Linked DNA regions of Homo sapiens: regions 2 and 3 are each linked to region 1. The links are chromatin loops, found by intact Hi-C in ENCODE. Cell type or tissue: IMR-90. All regions are shown on one strand.

Region 1 (8,000 bases):
ATTTGGGAGGCCAAAACAGGAGGACCCCTTGAGCCCAAGAGTTCAAGACCAGCCTGGGCAACATAGGGCGACCCCCATCTCTACAAAAAAAAAAAAAGTTTAATTAGCCAGGTGCGATGGCACACACCTGTAGTCCTAGCTACTTGGAAGGCTGAAGCAGGCGGATCCCCTGAGCCTAAGAAGTTGAGGCTATAGTGGGCTATGATTGTGCCACTGTACTCCAGCCTGGTGACAGAGCAAGACCCCATCTCAAAAAAAAAAAAAAAAAAAGGAGGAAAGCATTTATTGCAAGAGAGACAACACTCTGATCTTAAAGTCTGCAAGCTGCTCAATAGTAAATTTTTTTTTTTTTTTGATACGGAGTCTCGCTCTGTCGCCCAGGCTGGAGTGCAGTGGTGCAATCTCGGCTCACTGCAAGCTCCACCTCCCGGGTTCACACCGTTCTCCTGCCTCAGCCTCCCTAGTAGCTGGGACTACAGGCACCCACCACCATGCCCGGCTAATTTTTTGTATTTTTAGTAGAGACGGGGTTTCACCGTGTTAGCCAGGATGGTCTCGATCTCCTGACCTTGTGATCCACACACCTCGGCCTCCCAGAGTGCTGGGATTACAGGCGTGAGCCACCGCGCCCAGCAAAAAAAATTGTTTTAATAGAAAGGAATAAACAAAGGCAGAATCGGGGGACCAGATGCCACTGTCGTTCATGCCTGTGAGCCCAGCATTTTGGGAGGCCAAGGGGGGAGGATGACTTGAGGCCAGGAGTTTGAGACCAGCCTGGGCAACATAGTGAGACCCCATCTCGACAGAAAATTTTAAAACTAGCTGGGCGTGGTGGTGCACGCCTGTGGTCCCAGCTACTTGGGAGGCTGAGGTGGGAGGATCACTTGAGCCCAGAAGTTGGGGGCTGCAGTGAGCTATGATCATGCCACTGCACTCCAGCCTGGGCAACAAAGCTAGATCTTGTCTCAAAAACAAAAACAAAACAAACAAACAAGCAAAGTGTGAAAGATGTAGCAAATGAGCTGGAGGGTAGCAGCTGGGATGATAATCCTTAAGTGTTTGGACCTGGGGCTCAATGTTATGGGGAATCCCTGAGGGTTTGGAGTGGGAGAGTGAGCTGACCCAGCGGCAGTTTGGAAAATAACGCTCCAGTGTGTGGCCCAGAGACACAAGCTGTGGTCTCTGCTTGAGAGAAGCACTTCCTGCTACACACCCCCAGTCTCCCCCAGGACCAAGCCTGCAGCAGCCCAGTGTCGGGTCAAATGCCCTTTGGGGACCTAGGAGTTGAGGACCTGGTTTCAGCAGGACAACCTTGTCTTAAAGGGAAGCCTGGCCATTGGGACCTTGCTCCCTGAGGCTTCCTCTCAGAAGAGCTTATAGCAACCCCGCCCCCCCACCCCGCCCCCAACACCCAGTGCTTGTTCCTAGGAGCACAAAGGTGCTTTGGAGGCAGCTGGAAGAAAATTAAAAGGCAGCAAAACCCAAACCCCACCAGAGAGGGTGTCTGCGCTGGGGACTGTTTGCTGATCACAGTCTCCAAAATGTTAACTCAACACACACTCTCTCGTGACTTTAAAATGCACCCAGCATTGAGCCAGGCACAGTGGCTCACACCTGTGATCCCAGCACTTTGGGAGGCTGTGGTTGAGGGTATCGTTTGGTTTCAGGAGTTTGAGGCCAGCCTGGGCAGCGCAGTGAGACTCTGTCTCTCCAAAAAAAATACATAAATGGGCCAGGCGCGGTGGCTCACGCCTGTAATCCCAGCACTTTGGGAGGCCGAGGCAGATGGATTACGAGGTCAGGAGATCGAGACCATCCTGGCTAACACGGTGAAACCCCATCTCTACTAAAAATATAAAAAATTAGCCAGGCGTGGTGGTGGGCACCTGTAGTCCCAGCTACTCAGGAGGCTGAGGCTGGAGAATGGCGTGAACCCGGGGGGCGGAGCTTGCAGTGAGCCGAGATCGCGCCACTGGACTCCAGCCTGGGCAACAGAGCGAGACTCCGTCTCAAAAAAAAAAAACAGAAATACAAAAACGAGCCTGGTGTGGTGGCTCACGCCTGTAATCCCAGCATTTTGGGAGGCTGCGGTGGAGAGATTGCTTGGTTTCAGGAGTTTGAGACCAGCCTGGGCAACACAGAGAGACCCCATCTCTATGAAAATACAAAAATTAGCCGGCATGGTCATGCATGCCTATAGTCCCAGCTACTGAGGAGGCTGAGGTGGGAGGATCCCTTGAGCCCATGGGGTTGAGGCTGCAGTGAGCCATGTTGGTGCTACTGCACTCCAGTCTGGTCAACAGAGTGAGACTCTGTCTCAGGAAAAGGAAGAAAGGAAGGAAAGTACCTATCATTCAGATGCCCCCACACACGTACACACACTCATGCACACACACATGATGCATACATGTACAGTGTGCAGTTTACAGAGAAGAGCAGACACAGGGGGATAGTAGAAGCGGGAGAAACAGGTGGACTGATCACGCCGTCCACAGTGGTGGCAGCCCCGGAATGAGCAGCTGTCCAGAGCCGAGGTGGCGACAGTGGCACCAAGTGGTTAATGCACCCGGGATCCCCAAAGGCCTCCCTGCTCTCCCCAGGATCTCATGCAGGGGTCCAGCTGGTGGCCTCTGCTCCCTCCCTCCTTCATCTCCCCACCACAACCCTGCTCCGGGGCCCTGAAGCAGCTGATCCCCATCATCTGATGGAAGGGAGTGGCAGCCGGGACTTGCACGCCTCTGAGCCACTGTCCCCAATGCCCAGCAGAAAACAGGTCAGAAAGATGCCTGCAGAGGGAGGAGTTCACTTAGGAGCTTCCCCTCCCCAGTGAGAAGCTCAGCTCGGGAGACTATAGGGCAAGGGTTGCTGTGGGTCACATGTAGAGCCGGTGAGAAGCTGGAAAATACAGCACAGTCTGGAGAGGGGGTCAGGGAGGAGGTGGGCAGCTCCCTCAGTCTCTCTTCACACCTCTTCCTATAGAATCTTCCATTCCCAGCTGGAAAATACAGCACAGTCTGGAAAGGGGGTCAGGGAGGAGGTGGGCCGCTCCCTCAGTCTCTCTTCACACTTCTTCCTATAGAATCAACAGCCCTAGGAGGTATGAAGTGGTGTCTCATTGTGGTTTGGATTTGCATTTCCTTAATGACCAATGACATCGTGCATCTTTCCATGGGCTTATTGGCCATTTGTATATTTTCTTTGGCTAGATGTCTATTCAAGTCCTTTGCCCATTTTTTTTTAAAGTGGGTTATCTTTTAATTGCTGAGTTGTGTGATTCATGATGGTCAACAAGCTGGGAAAAAATGGGCAGGTATCTAGGCTCTGCTGGGTCCCGAGGGCAGCGAGCTGTGGATGCCTCCACAATGTTTCCTGAATGAATGCCTAGAAAAACACACCAACGCACCCTTTCCCTCTTTTTCTCTCTCTCTCTCTTTTTTTTTAAAGACACAGGGTCTTGCTCTGCCACCTAGGCTGGAGTGCGGTGGTGTGATCCTAGGTCACTGCAGCCTCCAACTCCTGGGCTCAAGCAATCCTCCTACCTCAGCCTCCCTAGTAGTTGCGACTACAGGCACCCACCATCATGCCCAGCTAATTTTTTTAATTTTATTTTTTGTAGAGATGGGGTCTCGCTGTGCTGCCCAGGCTGTGTCTCACATTCCTGGCCTCAAACGATCCTCCCACTTTGGCCTCTCAAAGTGCTGAGATTACAGCGAGTTCCCTCTTTATCCACATGGTACAACATGAAAAAACAAAAGCTTGGACAGATTCAGTGGCTGGCCCAAGGTCACAGAGCCAGGCTGGAACACAGATCTCCATTTCCTCAACCCACAGTCAAACTATCTTGTGGCTGTAGCTGTTGACTCATGCTGACCTGTAGATTTCTCGGAAAAGCTATTGGGCAAGAAAAAGAAGAGGCAAAACAAAAGTGACCTCCTCTTCTGAAAAGATTTCTCAAGGGCCAGAGTCCCAGGAATGTCTTCTGTCCTGGAAGGGGCTGAAGGTTCTAGAAGTTGGTTGCCAGCTTGGCTGTTTCACCAATGTGAATGTGAGTATATGTGTGTGCGTACAGTGTGCCTGTGTGTTCATGCAGGTGTGTCGGCAGGTGCTGCAATGCCAGGACCCTGCCCATCCATGCCCCTCTGCCCGCCATGCCCCCCGGTGCACCTGGCAGAGGCTGGGAGCCTGCAGAAAGCATAGCCGGTCAGACACTGCCACCTGCTGGACATACTGGGCACAGCATGCAGATGGCTTGGGGCCCTGGCACTTCATCTCCTAGATCTTCTAAGGCCCCCAGAAAGTAGTGTCCTCCATCACCCCTCATTGCCTATGTGGGCCTCTCTAGAAAACACTTACAGGGTGTAATCTCAGCACTTTGGGAGGCCTGTAATCCCAGCACTTTGGGAGGCCAAGGCGGGCGGATCACCCTGAGCTCAGGAGTTCAAGACCAGCCTGGCTAACACAGTGAAACCCTGTCTCTACTAAAAATATAAAAATTAGCCGGGCATGGTGGCGGGTGCCTGTAATCCCAGCTACTTGGGAGGTTGAGGCAGGAGAATTTCTTGAACCCGGGAGGCAGAGGTTGTAGTGAGCTGAGATCGCGCCATTGCGCTCCAGCCTGGGTGACTGAGCAAGACTCCGTCTCAACAAATAAATAAATAAATATATATATATATATACACACACACACATACATACATACATATATATATATATAAAGGAAAACACCTACTGATGAAATTTTATATAAAGGAAAACACCTACTGATGAAATTTTTGGCACTATGAACCCCTTTAAGTCAAGTCAAGCCCTCTTCTCAGAATAATGTTTTCAAAAGCATAATATAAAATAGTGCTGGACACACTGGCTCACACCTATAATCCCAGCACTTCAGGAGGCTGAGGCAAGAGGATCACCTGAGGCCAGGAGTTCGAGACAAACCTGGGCAACACAGCAAGACCCCATCTTTACAAAAAAAATTTTTTTTAATTAGCCAGGTGTGGTGACTTATACCTGTGATCCTAGCACTTTGGGAGGCCAAGGCAGGAGGATCACTTGAGGCCAGGAGTTCAAGACCAGTCTGGGCAACACAGCAAGACCCCTATCTCTACAAAAACTTTCTTAAAAAATTAGCCACCTATAATCTCAGCACTTTGAGAGGCCAAGGCAGGAGGATTGCTTGAGGCCAAGAGTTTGAGACCAGCCTGGGCAACATAGCAAGACCCCGTCTCAACAGAAAATTTAAAAGTCAGCTGGGTGTGGCAATGGACACCTGTGGTACCAGCTACTTGGGAGGCTGAGGTGGGAGGATCGCTTGAGCCCAGGAGTTCGAGGCTGCAGTGAGCTGTGATCACACTACTGCACTCCAGCCTGGGGGACAGAGCAAGACCCTGTCTCTAAACAAATACATAAATAAAGATGTAATTTTTCCCATCCAAGTACCTCAATGCTCTCCATGGATCCCTTGGGGATTAGGGTAGCTCAGTTTAAGAGACTCTGACCCATTCCCTGCCTGATGACCCTGGAGCCTCCTCGGCCCGTTGGCCCACTACCACATGGGACCCAGCTTAGCTTGCTCCCTCAGCCCCTGCCACACTGTCTACAGCCCACCTGCTCTCCCAGCCTCCAGCCTCTGACCTTTCCTCCTCAACACAGAACAAGGCACCACTCTCAGAAGCCAGGCCAGTGGCTTTCTGCTCCAAGGATGGATAATTGCCCGATCTGATGTCCAAGAGGCCGCCATGCCAGAAGGGGCCCACACCGCAGTCCCTCTCTCCAGGATTCAGGGAGGGAGGCCCCTGCCTCCTGACACCTGGACATCACCACGTCTCACACCAGGGCTTCCGGGCCATTTGTCCTGACCTATGGGGTCTTCTGGACAGTCTGGACAGACATTGAGTTTGTTCCTTAGAGTCTTGTGTTCCCTCCCCTAATTCCAGTCATTGTGAGGTTACAACACAAGTGTGAGGAAGTAACCCTTTCTCCCTTCCTCACGCCATCCCTCTTTCCTTTCAACAATATTTAATGAACACCTGCTATGTGCTGGGTAGTATTCTGGGTGTTAGAAGTAGAAATAGTGAACAAAATAGGCAAAATCCTTTCTTTCTTCAAGTTTATATACCATGTAAGGCTCAGATTAAATAAATAAGTTAAGGCCAGCTGCAGTGGGTCATGCCTGTAATCCCAGCACTTTGGGAGGCCGAGGTAGGAGGATCCCTGGAGACCAAGGGTTCCAGACTAGCCTCAGCAACATAGCAAGACCCCATCTCTACGAAAAATTTTTGAAAATTAGCTGGGCATGGGGGTGGGCTCCTGCGGTCTCAGCTACTTGGGAGGCTGAGATGGGAGGATTGCTTGAGCCAGGGAGGCTGGGGCTGCAGTGAGCTATGATTACACCACTGCACTCCAGCCTGGGTGACAGAGTAAGACCCTGTCTCTATAAAAAAAAAAGTACAAATAAATTTTAAAATAAATAAATTAATAGTATGTTAGGCAAAGCGTGGTGGCTCATGCCTGTAATCCCAGCACTTTAGGAGGCCGAGGCGGGCAGATCACTTGAGACCAGCCTGGCCAACATGGCAAAACCCTGTCTCTACTAAAATTACAAAAAAATTAGCCAGGCCTGGTGGTGGGTGCCTGTAATTCCAGCCACTTGGGAGGCTGAGGCAGGAGAATCACTTGACTCTGAGAGGCAGAGGTTGCAGTGAGCCAAGATCGCACCACTGCACTCCAGCCTGGGCGACAGAGCAAGACTCCATCTCAAAAAAATAAATAAATAAATAAATAGTATGTTAGAAGGTGACATATGCCATGAGTATAAGGGCAGGTAGGAGAGGAGAGTGCCAAGTTGACCTCACAGATGAAGGTGATGTTTGAACAGCCGTGAAGGAGCAGAGAGGGAACCCCACACGTGTCCAGGAAACAGCATCCTGCCCGGCAAAGGGAACAACTCGGGAAAGACCCAGCCAGACAAGCAGCAGGGGCTGGGGGTGACAAGGTCACAGGCCAGGTTGGACAGGGATTTGGGAGGCCACCAGAAGGATTTGGGGTTTGCTCTGAGAAGGGAGACACTGAAGGGTTTGGGGCAGAGGAAGATGTGGTCTTGGAGCAGTTTTGTGGACAAACTTCTGGCTCAGTGAGGGGTGAGCAGGAGCTGCCAGGCATTATGAGAGCCCTGCCAGGGACCAGGGTGGTGGCAGCAGGGGAGGAGGGAGCAGCGGTCAGATTCTGGATCTCAGTTGAAGGATTTCTCACAGGATGGATATGAAATGTGAGAGACGGAGCTGCCGAAAATGACGTGGGGAAGTCTGTTTCCTGGGGCTGCCGAAACAAAGTACCACGAACTAGGTGGCTTAAAACAACAGCAACGGGACCAGGCGCGGTGGTTCACACCTGTAATCCCAGCACTTTGGGAGGCCGAGGCGGGTGGATCATGCGAGGTCAGGAGTTCAAGACCAGCCTTGCCAACATGGTGAAACCCCATCTCTACTAAAAATACAAAAATTAGCCGGGTGGGGTGGTGGGTGTCTGTAGTCTCAACTACTCAGGAGGCTGAGGCAGGAGAATCGCTTGAACCCGGGAGGCAGAGATTGTAGACAGCCGAGATCGTGCCACTGCACTCCAGCCTTGGAGCAAGACTCTGTCTCAACAAAACAAAACAAAAAACTCAGGGCTGGGTGCGGTGGCTCACGCCTGTAACCCCAACATTTTGGGAGGCCAAGGCAGGAGGATAACTTGAGCTCAGGAGTTTGAGACCAGCCTGGGCAAGATAGTGGAGCCTCATCTCTACAAAAAATAAGCAGAAAATTAGCCATGGATGGTGGCATGCACCTATAGTCCCAGCTACTCAGGAGGCTGAGGTGGGAGAATCACTTGAGCCCAGGAGGTCGAGGCTGCAGTGAGCTATGATCGTGCCACTGCACTCCAGCCTGGATGACAGAGAGACTCTGTCTAAAAGAAATAATAAGTAAATAAAAATAAATAAGGCCAGGTGTGGTGGCTCA
Region 2 (8,000 bases), 820 kb before region 1:
TAATGGGAGAGAAGCACCTTCCTCCATTGTGGGGCCAGGGCAGGGCCAGAGCCCCGGCTGGGAGTGGATCCTACACTTGCTTTTTTTTTTTTTTAATTATGGTAAAATATGCATAACATAAAATTTGCCATTTTAGCTATTTTTGAGGGTACAATTCAGTGGCATTTATTACATCAAAAATATTGTGCAACCGGGCTGGGCATGGTGGCTCACGCCTGTAACACCAGCACTTTAGGAGGCTGAGGCAGGCAGGAGGTCAGGAATTCAAGACTAGCCTGGCCAACGTGACAAAACCCCGTTTCTACTAAAAATACAAAAATTAGCTGGGTGTGGTGGTGTGCACCTATAATCCCAGCTACTCAGGGGGCAGAGGCAGGAGAATTGCTTGAACCTGGGAGGCGGAGGTTGTGGTGAGCCGAGGTTGCGCCACCATACTCCAGTTTGGGCAACAGAGCGAGACTCTGTCTCAAAAAAAAGAGAGACAGAGAGAGAAATAAACAAAATATTATGCAACTGTCACCACCATCCATCTCCAGAACTTTTCCATCTTCCCAAACTGAAACTGTCCCCATTAACCCTCACTCTCCATCCCCCTTATCCCCAGGCTCTGATAACCAACATTTTACTTTTTTTCTGTCTCTATCAGTTTGACTATTCTAGGTACATTATATAAGTGGAATCATGCTGTATTTGCCATTTTTTTTTTTTTGGAGTTTTGCTCTTGTTGCCCAAGCTAGAGTGCAGTGGTGCAATCTCGGCTCACTGCAACCTCTGCCTCCTAGGTTCAAGCGATTCTCCTGCCTCAGCCTCCTGAGTAGCTGGGATTACAGGCGCGCACCACCACGCCCGGCTAATTTTTTTGTATTTTTAGTAGAAACGGGGTTTTGCCATGTTAGCCAGGCTGGTCTTGAACTCCTGACCTCAGGTGATCCACCCACCTCAGCCTCCCAAAGTGCATGAGCCACCTCGCCCGGCCTTTTTGTTGTTTTTTTTTGAGACGAGTCTCACTCTGTCATCCAGGCTGGAGTGCAGTGGCACAATCTTGGGTCACTGCAACCTCTGCCTCCTGGGTTCAAGTGATTCTTGTGCTTCAGCCTCCCAAGTAGCTGAGATTACAGGCGTGCGCCGCCATGCCAAGCTAATTTTTTGTATTTTATTAGAGACAGGATTTCACCATGTTGGCCAGGCTGGTCTCAAACTTCTGACCTCAAGTGATCCACTTTCCTCCGCCTCCCAAAGTGCTGGGATTACAGGTGTGAGCCACTGTACCCGGCCATATTTGCCTCTTTGTGACTGACTTATTTCCTCTCCTCCGCTCCCTCCCTTCCTTCCCTTCTTTCTTCTTCTTCTTCTTTTTTTTTTTTTTTTTGAGACAGGGTTTGGCTTTGTCCCACAGGCTGGAGTGCAGTGGCATGATCTCTGCTCACTGCAACCTCTGCCTCCCTGGCTCAAGCAGTCCTCCCACCTCTGCCTCTCTAGAAGCTGGGACTACAGGAATACACCACCACACTTGGCTTTTAAAATTTTTTTGTAGAGATGAGGTCTCACTTTATTGCTCAGGCTGGTCTTGAACTCTTGGGCTCAAGTGATCCTCCTACCTCAGCCTCCCAAAGTGCTGGGATTACAGGTGTGAGCCACAGCGCCCAGCTGTGACTGTCTGATTTCACTGAGCATAATGTCCTCAAGGTTCCTCCATGCAGTAGCAGGTGTCAGCATTTATTTCCTTTTCAGGGCTACATAATATTTCATTGTATGGACAGACACATTTTGTTCATTCATTGGTAGGTGGACTCCTGGGTTGCTTCTACCTCTTGGCTATTGTGAATAATGCTGCAATGAACATGGGTGTACAAATATCTGTTGAGGACGGGTGCAGTGGCTCAGGCCTGTCATCCCAGCACTTTGGGAGGCTGAGGTGGGAGGATTGCTGGAAGCCAGGAGTTTGAGACCAGCCTGGCCAACATAGCAAGACCCCATCTCTACAAAAAATAAAAAAGTTAGCTGGGCATGGTGGGGAATGCCTGTAGTCCCAGCTACTTGAGCGGCTGAGGCAAGAGGATTGCTTTAGCCTGGAGGTTGAGGCCGCAGTGACCTATGATCTTGCCACTGCACTCCAGCCTGGGGGACAGAGTCAGACCCCATCTCAAAAAAAAAAAAAAAAGAGGTTAAAAAATCCCACAAATATCAGCTGGAGTCCCTGCTTTCAATTCTTTGGAGCATCTACCCAGAAGTGGAATTGCTGGATCTACATTTTTTTTTTTTTTTGAGACAGAGTCTTGCTCTGTCACCCAGGCTGGAATGCAATGGCGCGATCTCAGCTCACTGCAACCTCCGTCTCCCAGGTTCAAACAATTCTTATGCCTCAGCCTCCCGAGTAGCTGGGGCTACAGGCGCCCACCACCATGCTTGGCTCATTTTTCTATTTTTAGTAGAGACAGGGTTTCACCATATTGGCCAGGCTGGTCTCGAACTCCTCACCTCAAGTGATCCACCTGGTTCGGCCTCCCCAAGTGCTGGGATTACAGGCGTGAGCCACTGCGCCTGGCCTACCTTTGTTTTTGAAGTGGGTTGGGTGGGCCTGGGTTTCTCAAATCCCAGTATAGCACTGCATAGGATATATCACGGTCCTCAGTTCTCAGAACCTGGGTCTCCTCAGCTGTGAAAAGGGATAGTGATAATAGTGGCAATCACAGGGTTGCTGTGAGAGATACTTAAGATTTTGTAGAAACACCCACGCAGGCTGGGCGTGGTGGCTCACATCTGTAATCCCAGCACTTTGGGAGGCCGAGGTGGGAGGATCACTTGAGCACAGGAGTTCAAGACCAGCCAGGGCAACACAGTGAGATCTCCTCACTACAAAAAATATATATAAATTGGGTGGGCGTGGTGGTGTGCACCTGTAGTCCAATCTACTCGGGAGGCTGAGGTGGGAGGATTGCTTGAGCCTGGGAGGTGGGAGGTCGAGGCTGCAGTGAGCTGTGATTGTGCCCCTGCTTTCTATCCTGGGCAAAAGAATGAGACTCTCAGAAAAAAAAAAGAAAAAGAAATGATGACTTCAAGACCCAAGGAAAATTGCCCGTTAAAATTTTTTAAAATAATCTTTTAAATAAAAAATTTAAAAGAGAAACACCCATGTATCGTGTACATTGAACGGTGCCTGGCACCTGCTCAGCTTTGAATCATTTCTCCCGTGATGTTGCCATCAAATCTCCAGGGAAGGGGAAGCAGGCACCATCACGGCCACCAGGGGGCGCCGCTGCCACAGCTCTGAGTCTCGGCTGGGCCGGGCTGGCATCTCCACCGCCCATCACCTCCCACCATTGTCCCCCTCCGTTTTCAGGCCGGGCCTCCACTTTCTCATGTCACCCACTCTGCTATTACTCCATGCTCCCATCCTTCCTACGTCCTTACTTTCACCCAGGATGAGAAAGTGCCCCACCGTGTCCAGGCCACATCACCTTGTCCCATGACCTATGTCCCTTCCCTCCCCAAGGGAAGCTTCAGCCCATACCTTGCGCCATTTACCCGGCCCAAGGGCTCTCCCTGCGCAGGTAATGACCTTGTCCCTTTTCCCTCTGGATGGTTTCTCTGAAGGTCAGGTGAGGTCATGTGTGGGGAAGTCCCTCAGAGACAAACACTGGGGTCTGGTGCAACAGCTCACCCCTGTAATCCCAACACTTTAGGAGGCCAAGGCAGGAGGATCGTTGGAGGCCAGGAGGAGTTCAAGACCACTCTGGGAAAAATGGCAAGATCCCATCTCTACAAATAACTTAAAAATGAGCCAGGTGTTGAGCATGAACAGCTACTCAGGAGACTGAGGTGGGAGGGTCGTTTGAGGCCAGGAGTTTGAGGCTGCAGTGAGCTATGACTGTGCCACTGCACTCCAGCCTGGGTGACAGAATAAGACCCTTGTCTCAAAAATAAATAAATAAATAAATAGGCAAATAAAAATCAGCCAGGTGGGGTGATGCAAGCCTATAATTGCAGCACTTTGGGAGGCTGAGGCAGGAGGATTGCTCGAGGTCAGGAGTTCAAGACTAGCCTGGGCAACATCTCTACAAAAAAATTTAGAAATGAACCAGATGTGGTGGTGGGCACCTATAGTCCCTGCTACTCAGGAGGCTGAGGTGGGAGGATCACTTGAGGCCAGGAGTTCAAGGCTGCAGTGAGCTATGATTGCACCACTGCACTCCAGCCTGGATCACATAGTGAAACTGTGTCTCTAAAATCAAACCAAACCAAACCAAACCACAGCCCAGAGCTGGTGACAGGGTTGGGACAGCTGCAGTGAGCCTCAGGCCAGGGGCCCATGCCTTCCTCAGGAGCTCTGAGGAGTCCTTCCTGGTCAGAACACACTCCAGGAATTGCACTTTTCCAGCAGGGCTGGAGAGGTGTCCACAGGCCTGAGCAGACCCGCCCCTGGGAGAGAGGCCTGTGGACACCAAGGCCAACTCTAAAGGGGGTAGCTGCATTTGTAGCCCAGCTCCTGGGCACTTACTAGGCCCGAATGCGGGCTCCGCGTGGCCAGAGAATTGGAAAATGCAGAATTTTTTTTCCACAGGAAATCTCCAAATGTTTGAATATTGGCAGTTAGTTACAATTATTTTCAAACTCTTCATGGGCCAGTCAAGGCAATCTACAGCCGGGCTTGGCCTGTGGGTACCATTTTGCAGCCTCTGATGGAAGCTTCTTGAAGACACTGGTCAATGCTAATGGTCAATACCTTGCAGCACTGATCACAGGGATAACCTGAGTTTTAAGCTGCCTGGGTGATCTTTATTTTATTTTTATTATTAATGTTTTAATTTTTTTTTAGGGGCAGGGTCTTGCTCTGTTGCCCAGGCTGCAGTGCAGTGATGTTATCATAGCTCACTGCAGCCTTGACCTCCTGGGCTCAAGCAGTCCTCCCGACTCAGCCTCCTGAGTAGCTGGGACCACAGGCACTTGCAAACGTGCTAGGCTAATTTTTTAATTTTTGGGTGTGTGTGTGGCGGGGGTTGGGTCTCACTGTGTTGTCCAGGCTAGTCTCGAACTCCTGGCCTCAAGTAATCCTCCCTCCTCTGCTTCCCAAAGTGCTGGGATTATAGACGTGAGCCACTGTGCCTGGCTGAGCTTCACTCCTTCTCATGGAAGACTTTTTGTCTGAGCATTGATAGACACTTGGTAACCCCATTATAGTGTGGGCACTGGGCTCTTATAAGCAGGGGGCATCATATACTCTCCTTGGTCACCAGGATGACATTTCTGGGTGCACATAAGAAATGTCAACTGCGCTGGGTGTGGTGGCTCATGCCTGTAGTCCCAGCTACTTGGAAGGTTGAGGTGAGGAGATCGCTCAATCCCAGGAGTTTGGCATTCATTGGTGACCTCCCAGAAGCAGGGGACCACCAGGTTGCCTAAGGAGAGGTGAACCGGTCCAGGTCAGAAACAGAGCAGGTCAAAACTCCCGTGCTGATCAGCAGTGGGATTACACCTGTGAATAGCTACTGCACTCCAGCCTGAGCAACATAGTCTCTATTTAAATTAATATAATATAATATAATATAATATATATAATATAATATAATATAATAATAAAGGTCAACTGCAAATTGCACACTGATTCTTCAACCACCCCAGGAAAGGCCGACCTCACACTGCATGTGGATGGCGTGACAGTCCTGAATGTGGGGAAAGAGAGCTTGTCCTCGCAGCTACGTCAACAGAAGCCAGAGACTGGGGCCAAGAAGAAAGACCCTGCGGGGTTGGGCTGGAAAGTCCTGGACGCCCAGCTCTTCACACCCACTCAGTGCATGTGATCACAGCTGTAGGATCTAGAATAGTTGCACTTGACAGATGGCCTCTGAAGGTGTTGAAATGGGGCTTCCCGTGGCCAACTGATACCTGCATGCAGTAAGAAGCCAGGTGCTGCCACCACCCTCCCCCTGTTTGTATCCAGGGGATGGGACTTCTTGTGGAGGTCCCGGTTTGTCTTTGCTTCCGACCCCAAGCAGGCAGCTGGATCAAGCTGTCCTGAGAAGGTGATCCATCTCCCTAGCTGGGTGTATGCAATGCTGAATGCAGCTATCCCAGACACATTTATTCCATATACACCCCCCTCCCCAAATTCCATGGAATGAACGAAGTCAGATTTCAACAAGGATGACTACAGCCCAGGGCGAAATAACTCTGCTATCCCCTCTCTGTAGCTCCCCAGACTCTTTATTTTATTTTATTTTATTTTATTTTATTTATTTATTTTTTGAGACGGAGTCTTGCTCTGTTGCCCAGGCTGGAGTGCAGTGGCATGATCTCGGCTCACTGCAACCTCTGCCTCCTGGGTTCAAGCGATTCTCCTGCTCAGCCTCCCGAGTAGCTGGGATTACAGGCGTGCATCACTATGCCCGGCTAATCTTTGTATTTTTAGTATAGATGGGGTTTCACCATGCTGGCCAGGCTGATCTCAAATTTCTGAACTCAAGTGATCCACACGCCTCGGCCTCACAAAGTGCTGGGATTACAGGTGTGAGCCACTGTGCCCAACCGCCAAACTCGATCTCTATCTCTCTCTCTCTCAGAGTCTCTCTCTGTCACACACACACAAACACACACACACGCACATACACACAGAGATACCCATGATATACACACAACCCTCATTTTTCACCATTTGGAAGTTCGATGTCCAATTGAGAGCAGTGACTCCCCTTGCCAATTCCAGGAAATAAAACTAAGCACAGATTGCCAGCTCACTGCGTGTCCGTGGCCTCATGTCTTTTTGGGAAGTGGCCTCTGTCTCTGGAGCAGGGAGAGCATACAAAGTGTTTCACTTCACTGGGCATTGTGGCTCATGCCTGTAATCCCAGCACTTTGGGAGGCCAAGGTGGGCAGATCACGAGGTCCGGAGATCGAGACCATCCTGGCTAACACGGTGAAACCCCGTTTCTACTAAAAATACAAAAAGCTGGGCGTGGAGGCGGGCGCCTGTAGTCCCAGCTACTCGGGAGGCTGAGGCAGGAGAATGGCGTGAACCCAGGAGGCAGAGCTTCCAGTGAGCCGAGATCTTGCCACTGCACTCCAGCCTGGGCAACACAGCAAGACTCTGTCTCAAAAAAAAAAAAAAAATCAGCCAGGTGTTGTGGTACGTGTCTGCAGTCCCAGCTGCTTGGGAGGCTGAGGTGGGAGAATCGCTTGAACCTGGGAGGCAGAGGTTGCAGTGAGCTGAGATTGCACCACTGTACTCCAGCCTGGGCAACACAGCAAGACTCTGTCTCAAAAAAATAAATACATAAATAAAAATGCTTAAACATTTGAGAAGAATCAAGCCCGGAAGGGACCATAAGGACTCCCCACACAGGAGGACGCGTGCCTCAGGGCACTCGGGAATCAGTACTGTAGTGACATCTAAATCTGTACTCAGGAAGCAAGTCAGTCCTAACACCAGAGCAGCTTCAGATTAAAAAATACAAATCAACTGGACGCAGTGGCTCACATTTGTAATCCCAGCACTTTGGGAGGAAGAGGCAAGAGGGTTGCTTGAACCCAGGAGTTTAACACCAGCCTGGGCATCATAGTGAGCGTTCATCTCTCCAAAAAAAAAAAAAAGAGCCAAGTGCGGTCCCAGTCACTCAGGGGGCTGAAGTGGGAGGGTCACTTGTGCCCAGAAGTTGGAGACTGTAGAGAGCTATGATTGCGCCACTACACTCCAGCCTGGGCGACCGAGCAAGACCCTGTCTCTAAAAAAATAAGAAAGAATAGTCTGGGTGCAGTGGCTCACACCTGTAACCCCAGCATTTTGGGAGGCCAAGGTGGGCAGATCACAAGGTCAGGAGTTCGAGACCAGCCTGGCCAATATGGTGAAACCCCGTCTCTACTAAAAATATAAAAAAATTAGCCAGGCGTGGTGTCGGGCACCTGTAGTCCCAGCTACTCAGGAGGCTGAGGCAGGAGAATCGCTGGAACCCGGGAGGCAGAAGTTGCAGTGAACTGAAATCGCGCCACTGCACTCCAGCCTGGGTGAC
Region 3 (8,000 bases), 550 kb before region 1:
TGAGGGTTCTGGCTGCCCGGGTCCTTACGGTGCCACCCTCTCTGCCCGTCTCTGCTGCAGGGTTGGGGTGCTGGAGGACTGCTTCACCTTCCTGGGCATCTTCCTGGCCATCATCCTCTTCCCCTTTGGGTTCATTTGCTGTTTTGCCTTGAGGAAGCGACGATGCCCCAACTGTGGAGCCACCTTCGCTTAAAGGGAACACCAGGCCCGGCTTTCCTACACCCAGCTCTCTTTTTCTAATGTAAATGTTGTGTACAATAATTTTATTTGATTAAGCTTCAGGACTGTTTTGTAAAGCGAGGTGGGACCGATGTGGCACACGCCAGCTGCGGTTTCCCGGAGCGTGGAGAGGCAGTGCTGCTGCTCCCGCCCGAGGCTCATGACAACTCAATAAAGCACTGCTTTTATTTTTTGCAGTCTTCAATTTGAGAAAGGTGAGAAATAATGTTTTCAATAAATGAGATTCATACCATTGTTGACCTGGTGCTGCTTACTCGGTGCTTTCAGAGACCCAGGAAAGACTGGAACGACACCCCCATCGCTCCCCCGGCCAGTCCTGACCACAGTTGTATTCAGCAGGCGCTTACAGCTCAAGAAAATGTTTTCAAGTTCTGCTTTATTATTAAAGTTGTAATCCCTTGATATTTACAGAGCAGGCACCTCGGTGCCAAGGACCAGGCCATGCCCGTTCTGGTCTGGGAGGCAGAACCTGGGGTTGGGTGAGCCACGGGGTCTGCAGGTTGCATCCGAGACCCCCAGGTCCTATTCTTCCACCCCGTAACAAAACCAGAAACCTCCCCAAGGCAGAACGCCAAAGGCCAGGTGTCACCCACACCCCAGCAGTTCCCCTTAGCGCCAGATGGGGCTCCCTGAGCCCTGTGGCTGAAGTGGGGAACACGGCCATGGGGCTTGTGTGGACTGAATTCTCATGTGGCTGCAGCCCTTTCTGTAGTACAGACTGGGGTTGTTAACATAGTTCATGGTGCCTGCAGCCCCTTCATGGTGGGGGTGCCTGGTTTGTCCTCCCAGGAGAAGCAGATGGTAACACTGCTGGACCTGGCTGGAAGGAGCCTGAAGCATCGGCCACGTCCACTGGCTTACCTGCATGTAACCTTTCCCAATCTCAGCCTCATAGGATACTACACTTATGGCAAGGCTAAAGGAGAGGGGATAAGTCACAGCCCCAGCACCCAGCAACACACACGGTGAGCGGCCGGGCTGGAGTGCAGCAGCATGATCTGGCTCACTGCAACCTCTGCCTCCCGGGTTCAAGTGATTCTCCTGCCTCAGCCTCCTGAGTGGCGCCCACCACCACACCTGTCTAATTTTTGTATTTTTAGTAGAGACTCCTGACCTCAGGTGATCCCCCTGCCTCGGCCTCACAAAATGCTGGGATTCCCGTACCTGGGCCGGGCTGGGAATTTTAACCATGACTCTCCACTCCAAAATAGGTCCAGATCCTTGGCAGCCAAAGATGATTTCCAGCCCCGGGCTCAGGGCAGCCAGTGCGTAGTCCTCACATCCATACCATAGGGCCAGGTTCCGAGGGCATCATGGCTGCTAGGCTGAAAAACCCGCCCTTCTCCAGGCACCAGAGGTCATCCTGGCTTTACACGTATCCTTTGAGAGTCTGTACCTGATTCAAACACGGAGAAACCAGGACCCCGAGCAGTTTGAGTGTACTGGTAATGGATGCAGCTTTGGCCAACTAGCTGAGTGAGAACACAAGGAGCCGTGACTCCGACGCCCAGGCCTGTGTCCTGGATGGGCCGTGTGCAGCGAATCCGTTGGCGACTCCTAACTACCAAGAAAAGGAGCTCTCGGAGGAGATTTCGTCGAGTGCTACGTGTGGCTGTGATAAGGGCAGGCAAAGCGTCTTAGCACTCTACAGCTCTGGCGTGGTTGGAGGGAGGGTGGGGGTTTCTCCATCTCTGGAAGCTCTACACTTAAACATTTTAAGTTAAATTACATTTATATAGTATTTTCATAATTTATATTGCTTAAAATTATGATTTGCATGCTAAGATGCAAACTTACGTGATATCTTCTTTAGACATAATGCTATTAAGAGCACATGCTTTATAAAATAAAACTGGTCTCATTCATATCAGGTGCAGAAAGCCAGTCCTGAAAGCATAGACTATCCCTTATTCTGGCTGTTATTAAGGAAAAAATTCATTTAAAAAATACAGTAAAGATTGAAACCAAGTTTACTGTTTCTTGAACAGAATAGGAAGAAAATATTTTAAATGGCTGAGCTGGTCATTAGACTATTACTCATTTATCTTAAAGGCAGAAACTTGTCAACCCAACTACGTGAAACAGAGAAGCATGATTTGCTTAAGCAGGCGACATTAGAGTTAGGCCTCTCCACTGAAGCTTCCCGACCGTCAGCACGTGGCAGACAGGATGCGCCCATCATTCCGCAAGGGAGAACCGGAGAGGCCCGGGAGAGTCCTTGGCTGTCCTCTCATCGAATGATGGGTGCCGAGCGATCATTCGTCACAGTCGGGCGGAGTTTCACAGTGGCAAAGGGGTTTTCTCCGCTGCAGGGGATAAGAAAAATCTTTCAGAACTTCTGCTCTACGAGGGAAACTGGATTTTAACAGTGCTAATAACCCGTTCTTGCCCTGTGAGACTGGGCGGCTGACCACCTCCCCAGCTTGTACAGGTCCCAGCAGCGTTTTCTGAGTGTGAAAGTTTTGTTCAGTGATGATTCCTACACCATACCACCTGCTGCAGAACGATCCCAGGTTTTAAGCGTTCTGGACGTGGGCACCCACACCTCTTTAGTCCTGCATTGTGTGTGACATGGGGGTCACTCTGGGGTGGGGAAGCCCTGCTCCCAGCGTGGTCTAAAGTAGTTGGTAAAGCGAGCAGGGGGCTGCACTCCCCCATGGCTCCACAGGCCGAGGCCTTTCTCAGGCTGGACCCCCTGGGCTGGGCACCGAAGGCCCTTCCGGGGGACACTACAGGGAAGAGCAATGTCACACACTGAGGCTCACGTAGGAAGCCACGCCTACCTGAGAAAAGGCGGCTTTGCAGTCCCGTTGGCATCGTTCTGTGAGAAAGATAAAGAAGTTTATGGAGGGCTTAGAATTGGTCTTTTAAAAATTATTTTAGGTAGAGATGGGGATTTGCTATGTTGCCCAGGCTGGTTTCGAACTCCTGAGCTCACGTGATCCTTCCACCTTGGCCTCCTAATGTGCTGGGACTACAGGTGTGAGCCGCTGCGACTGGCCTGTATTGGAGATTTTTAATAAGACCCGAAGGTAAAGACATCTAAAACATAAGGGATGTTTAAAAGTGCCCTGTCCCAATCTGTTAGACTGTCTAAATTCACTTGGAAGAATAAGGCAAGAACAGAAAACGCTCTGAAAGGCGGTAGCGGCCCTCCCAGGTGTCAGAGCGTGAACAGAGCATGGCACTGCCTGCGCGGGTCACCCGTGATGTCGGGAGCTCACATGTGAACGAGCCGCCTGCTAAACTCGGAAACAGTTTCACAAAATGAAGCTTGAGCAACAGAGCGACATCACAGAAGAAAACATTTGTGCCAAACAGAACCTCTCAGACTCGGGGCAAACAGAGATCCCACAGGTCCTCAGCCACGGTCTTTTGAACGCAGAATCTAGTGACTGGGATGTGCTTTTTGGGAGCTGACTCCTGAAGCATGACAAAGAAACAGGAAATAAAAATAAAACCCCACTGGCTTTGGGGCTGCTAGAGCCAGGGATCTTGTAGGAAGCTCAAACTGAGGAAAAGAGAAGGTGGAACCAAAGTGCAAAGGTGCCTACAGGGCTCGGGTGGGGAGCAACTCCTTCCAGCACCTGCCACCCAGGGCGAGCCAGGGCCAGGTGTGTGCGCGCCTTCTTTCCCTCACTCCAAAAAGCCTGGAGGGTTTAACACTCTTTCCTGCCTGCACACAGGGAGTGGAGTCAGGCAGCCGCCCAGGAGAGGGCAGTGTAACACTGTGTAACCAGCCTGTGGCCCGGCCACACCGTCCTGACAGCCCCAGGAAGCGTCCCAGCACCCCCAGGGGGTCTCAGGGAGCACGCAGACCTCTCAAGATTGACTTAGGGGAGGCCCTCTCATGCCCGATGCCAGCGCTAGAGCGCAGGCCGTTCCTGGACATGGAGGCCCAGGCCAGGCCTCCTCTGGGATGGCCTCCACTGCATGTTGGGTGTACAGGCTGTGGAGACGGAAGGCAGTTTGGGAGCCCCAGGGCTGTGCCTGAGACCTGTCCCACCCTCCCCAGATCCCCTGGGCAGGGCATCTGGGGCCAATTCATTGTCTGCTTTTCATCACTGGAGCACAAAGCCACTGACCTGCCTTGCACATCCTACAGGGCTTTAAATGGCCGCAAAAGTGACTTCCTGCGGGGCACTCAACGCTTCCCTAGCAGGCCTCAGAGGAAGTCCTTGCTGGTGTGAGGTGCATGCTCTGCGATTATGATGGGCTAATTTATGATTTAAATGCACCAGGGTGCCTGTCGCATGTGCTCACGGTGCTGGCATTCGTGGACTCTGTTGCAGAAGGGCCATGGCTGGGCCTGAGGCACGATTCATGCCAATCCTGACTCCACTCTGCCCTCCCCTCCTCTCCCACTGGAGTCATCTGACTCCTTGGGGCCAACACCATCTCCCTCACATGTGCAGCTTATGCTAGGGGAAGGCGCTTCCCAAACTAGAAACCAGAAACACCCTCCACCCACCCCAAGCACACCCCGGAGCTTGTTCAGAGCCTCCTGGGCCCCCACGGGACTTTAAAAAGGTCCCAGTAAATCCTCACAAAGAACGCAGCAAGAAGCACCGACTCCTGCCAGGAGGACTGAGGAGGAAAAAGAACGCTTAAGATGACAGCTGGAAGCCACTCAGTGTTGGGCCAACCCCGTGCACGCATGCCTGGGGCCCAACAATCCTGCTCCCTGTAGGAACAAGCAGGGCACACACCCATGGGCACCGAGACACTCGGGCAGCCCTGGAGAAACAGCCCAGACCAGAAACACCAGACGCCCGTCAATGGGAGAGTCAGAACCAGCTTCTGTGCAGACAGCAGGTCACCACACAGCACTGAGCGACTGTCCCTACGGGGCCACCCCAGACAGCCATCTCTGTGCCAGGGCTTGGGGAGTCTGGTGTTGGAGAAGGGATGGTCACGGAGGTGGGCCATGCTGGGTGATCGTGGGGGCCGGGAACGTCCTGCTGGGTATACGGAGTCACATCATGAAAATTCATTGTGTGCTTTTCTGTCTGTGGTATTCTGTAATACAATGTTTACTTTAAAATATGTATTGGGCCAGGGACAGTGGCTCATGCCTGTAATCCCAGCACTTTGGGAGGCTGAGGTGGGCGCATCACCTGAGGTCGGGAGTTCGAGACCAGCCTGACCAACATGGAGAAACCCCGTCTCTACTAAAAATACAAAATTAGCTGGGTGTGGTGGCGCACGCCGGTAATCCCAGCTACTCAGGAGGCTGAGGCAGGAGAATCGCTTGAACAGGGAGGCAGAGGTTGTGGTGAGCTGAGATTGCACCACTGCACTCCAGCCTGGGCAACAGAGTGAGACTCCATCTGTAAAAAACAAAAAAACAAAAAACCAACAAAACAAAAACAGAAACAACAAAAACATATTGGACGTGTTCAGGCAGATTTCCCGTTTAACATCTGCATGTTTCTCAGGGACCTGAAACCCCAGCACTCCTTCTGGATACAAGGCTGGCAGGAGCCTCTCTGCCTCCCTCTCCACTGCAAAGGAGACCCACGAGGGCAGGGGCTTGGCACATACGGTGCCTCTTATCTGGTGGCCCCCAAGGGTCTCACAGCATCCTCCCTGCGTCCCTGTCTCAACCGCATACCTCACACTCAGCCCACTGTGGTGGTCACTGAACATAGACCTGCCCTCCTCTCTGTTCCCTTTCCTTGCAGTGGGGGACACCTCCAAGCCACAGGCAGCACTGCCACCGGCACCCAGGGCCCCGCGGGCACTGCCTGCTGCATGTCCTGTGTCCCCAACAAGACAGGAGACCACTAAGGCCACGAAACCAGCAGCCACTACGAGAGTGGTTGGGCTGCAACTGGAGACTATAGAGCGAGGCCACCAAGCGGCTGACTGCGGCCAGGGTGGACACATCTTGTGATCCCCCATCTCCCGCAAGAATCCAAGAATCCAAAATGTGTGTGTGGACACTGGCTGACCACCCATCACTCGATGCCTGGTCCACACCCCCTTCCCGACTGTACGGAGCTTCCAGGGTGCCCACCACATAGCCATGCGCCCAGGTTGGGGGACTAGTTGACCTGGCTTTCAGAGGGGTCCCGGGCAGCTCGGAGCACCGAGCACCACTTTTTCCCTTGGGCTGCAGCAGAGAATGCTGGTGGCCCTCACTGCAGAGGGCAGGACAGAGTGAACAGGGCCAGTGCAGGTGGCCTTGCTCCTGAGCAGAATGGAACAGCCCTAAGGAACATTTCCAAGCCAGCTGGAGGCCAGTTACTCGCAACAAAAGTGGCCCTCACTGACACCTGTCTTCAGTGTGAAAACCCATTCCAGTCCTCGTCTGTGGCCCGGACTTGTCTTCCAGTTCACTTCTGATCTAGTTCAACCCCTTTATTCTCAAAAGGGGGACGCTGAGGCCCAAACAGGGAAAAGCCAACTGCTCCGAGCCACTGGGATCTTTTTGGAAGCCGAGGCACCCATGTTGTGACGCAAACGAAGATGCGTGCAGGCCTGCACCGGGGGCACTGGCGGCTCTCAGGAGGGGCTCACGCCACGTGAGGGCGCGCTGTGAAATGCAGGCTTGCTTTTACAAAGGAGAGCTGTGTGCTTATTTAAAATGTTGGGAGGGAGCCAATACTTCCTCACTTGGAACTGCAGTAGAAAATACGTAAATTAAAAAAATTCAGGCCGGGCACAGTGGCTCACGCCTGTAATCCCAGCACCTTGGGAGGCCAAGGCAGGAGGACTGCCTGAGGTCAGGAGTTCAAGACCAGCCTGGGCAACATAACAGGATCTTATCATTGTTAATAAAAACTTAAAGAGATATCACGTGACCTGTGGCAAACCCCTAGCTTGAGTCCTGGCAAGTCTCCCCTGCCCCCTTGGGAGAAGCCCCTGCTCTCAGATCGTCTAATAAGACGCGCCGTCACAGGACAGCTGTGGGGCTTCCCAGGTGAGTGGGATGCTCTATGGACACCTAAGGTTAAGCATTCCAGTGTCACACGACCTGTAACTCACAGGAGCTGGATATAAAACCATGTATAAAAATGCTTTTAAAAAACATTAGGGGCTGGGTGCGGTGGCTCACGCCTGTAATCCCAGCACTTTGGGAGGCCGAGGCAGACGGATCACAAGGTCAGGAGATCGAGATCATCCTGGCTAACACGGTGAAACCCCATCTCTAATAAAAATACAAAAAACTTAGCCAGGCGTAGTGGCGGGCGCCTGTAGTCCCAGCTACTCGGGAGGCTGAGGCAGGAGAATGGCGTGAACCCAGGAGGTGGAGTTTGCAGTGAGCCGAGATGGTGCCACTGCACTCCAGCCTGGGTGACAGAGCAAGACTCTGTCTCAAAACAAAACAAAAAAAACATGAGGATGCTTTCCCAGCTCTCATGGATCCCAGTGTTTGGCCTGGGATATAACACAGCTTTCCCCAACATCATCAGCTGGTTTAGGCATTTTGGTTAGGGAAAGCTAAGTTATTAATCGAGGTGGACATAAAAAGGCTGAGACACATAATTCCAGGACTGTGTCCCCAGCCCTCAAGGGTGCCAGAGGCCCCCGGGGCTTTCAGGTGGCAAAGGCTGCCATTGTTTTTGAGACAGGTCTTGCTCTGTCACCCAGGCTGCAGTGCAGTGGCACAATGACAGCTCACTGCAGCCTCGACCTCCTGGGCTCAATCGATCCTCTCACCTCAGGCTCCTGAGTAGACTACAGGTATATGCCACCATGCCTGACTTTTTAATTTTCTGTTTTTTGGTGTTTTTTTTGAGATGGAGTTTTCCTCT

What was found. Peaks named below come from ENCODE experiments on the same cell type or tissue, not always from the same donor. Only the 100,000 strongest peaks of a DNase experiment are listed, where the experiment ranks them.
Region 2: a loop joins it to region 1, with 16 times the contacts of the local background. A loop is called at or near these places in 12 of 110 quality-filtered maps.
Region 3: it touches region 1 in a loop (12-fold over the local background); 26 of 110 quality-filtered maps call a loop at or near these places.

What each region holds. Positions count from the first base shown.
Region 1 is chr7:98,837,728-98,845,727 of GRCh38, forward strand. No RefSeq gene overlaps it. Among named protein-coding and RNA genes, the nearest start is that of TMEM130, 28 kb to the right of the region's middle. RefSeq lists an enhancer at 4,108-4,157. In IMR-90, a CTCF peak has its summit at 4,220 (motif pointing left); a DNase peak (open chromatin) is centred at 3,894; H3K27ac peaks cover 337 bases.
Region 2 is chr7:98,018,457-98,026,456 of GRCh38, forward strand. No RefSeq gene overlaps it. Among named protein-coding and RNA genes, the nearest start is that of OCM2, 32 kb to the left of the region's middle. RefSeq lists an enhancer at 4,333-4,832. In IMR-90, a CTCF peak has its summit at 3,236 (motif pointing right); no DNase peak of the experiment used is centred here.
Region 3 is chr7:98,291,051-98,299,050 of GRCh38, forward strand. BRI3 (brain protein I3) reads left to right here. Exons shown (of 3, transcript NM_015379.5): 3 at 61-495. The coding sequence ends at 193. It overlaps BAIAP2L1 (BAR/IMD domain containing adaptor protein 2 like 1), which reads right to left. Exons shown (of 14, transcript NM_018842.5): 13 at 3,024-3,061; 14 at 600-2,546. The coding sequence ends at 2,471. Among named protein-coding and RNA genes, the nearest start is that of BRI3, 13 kb to the left of the region's middle. RefSeq lists enhancers at 4,026-4,255, 5,589-6,090 and a silencer at 4,864-4,978. In IMR-90, CTCF peaks have their summits at 886 and 3,952 (motif pointing right); no DNase peak of the experiment used is centred here.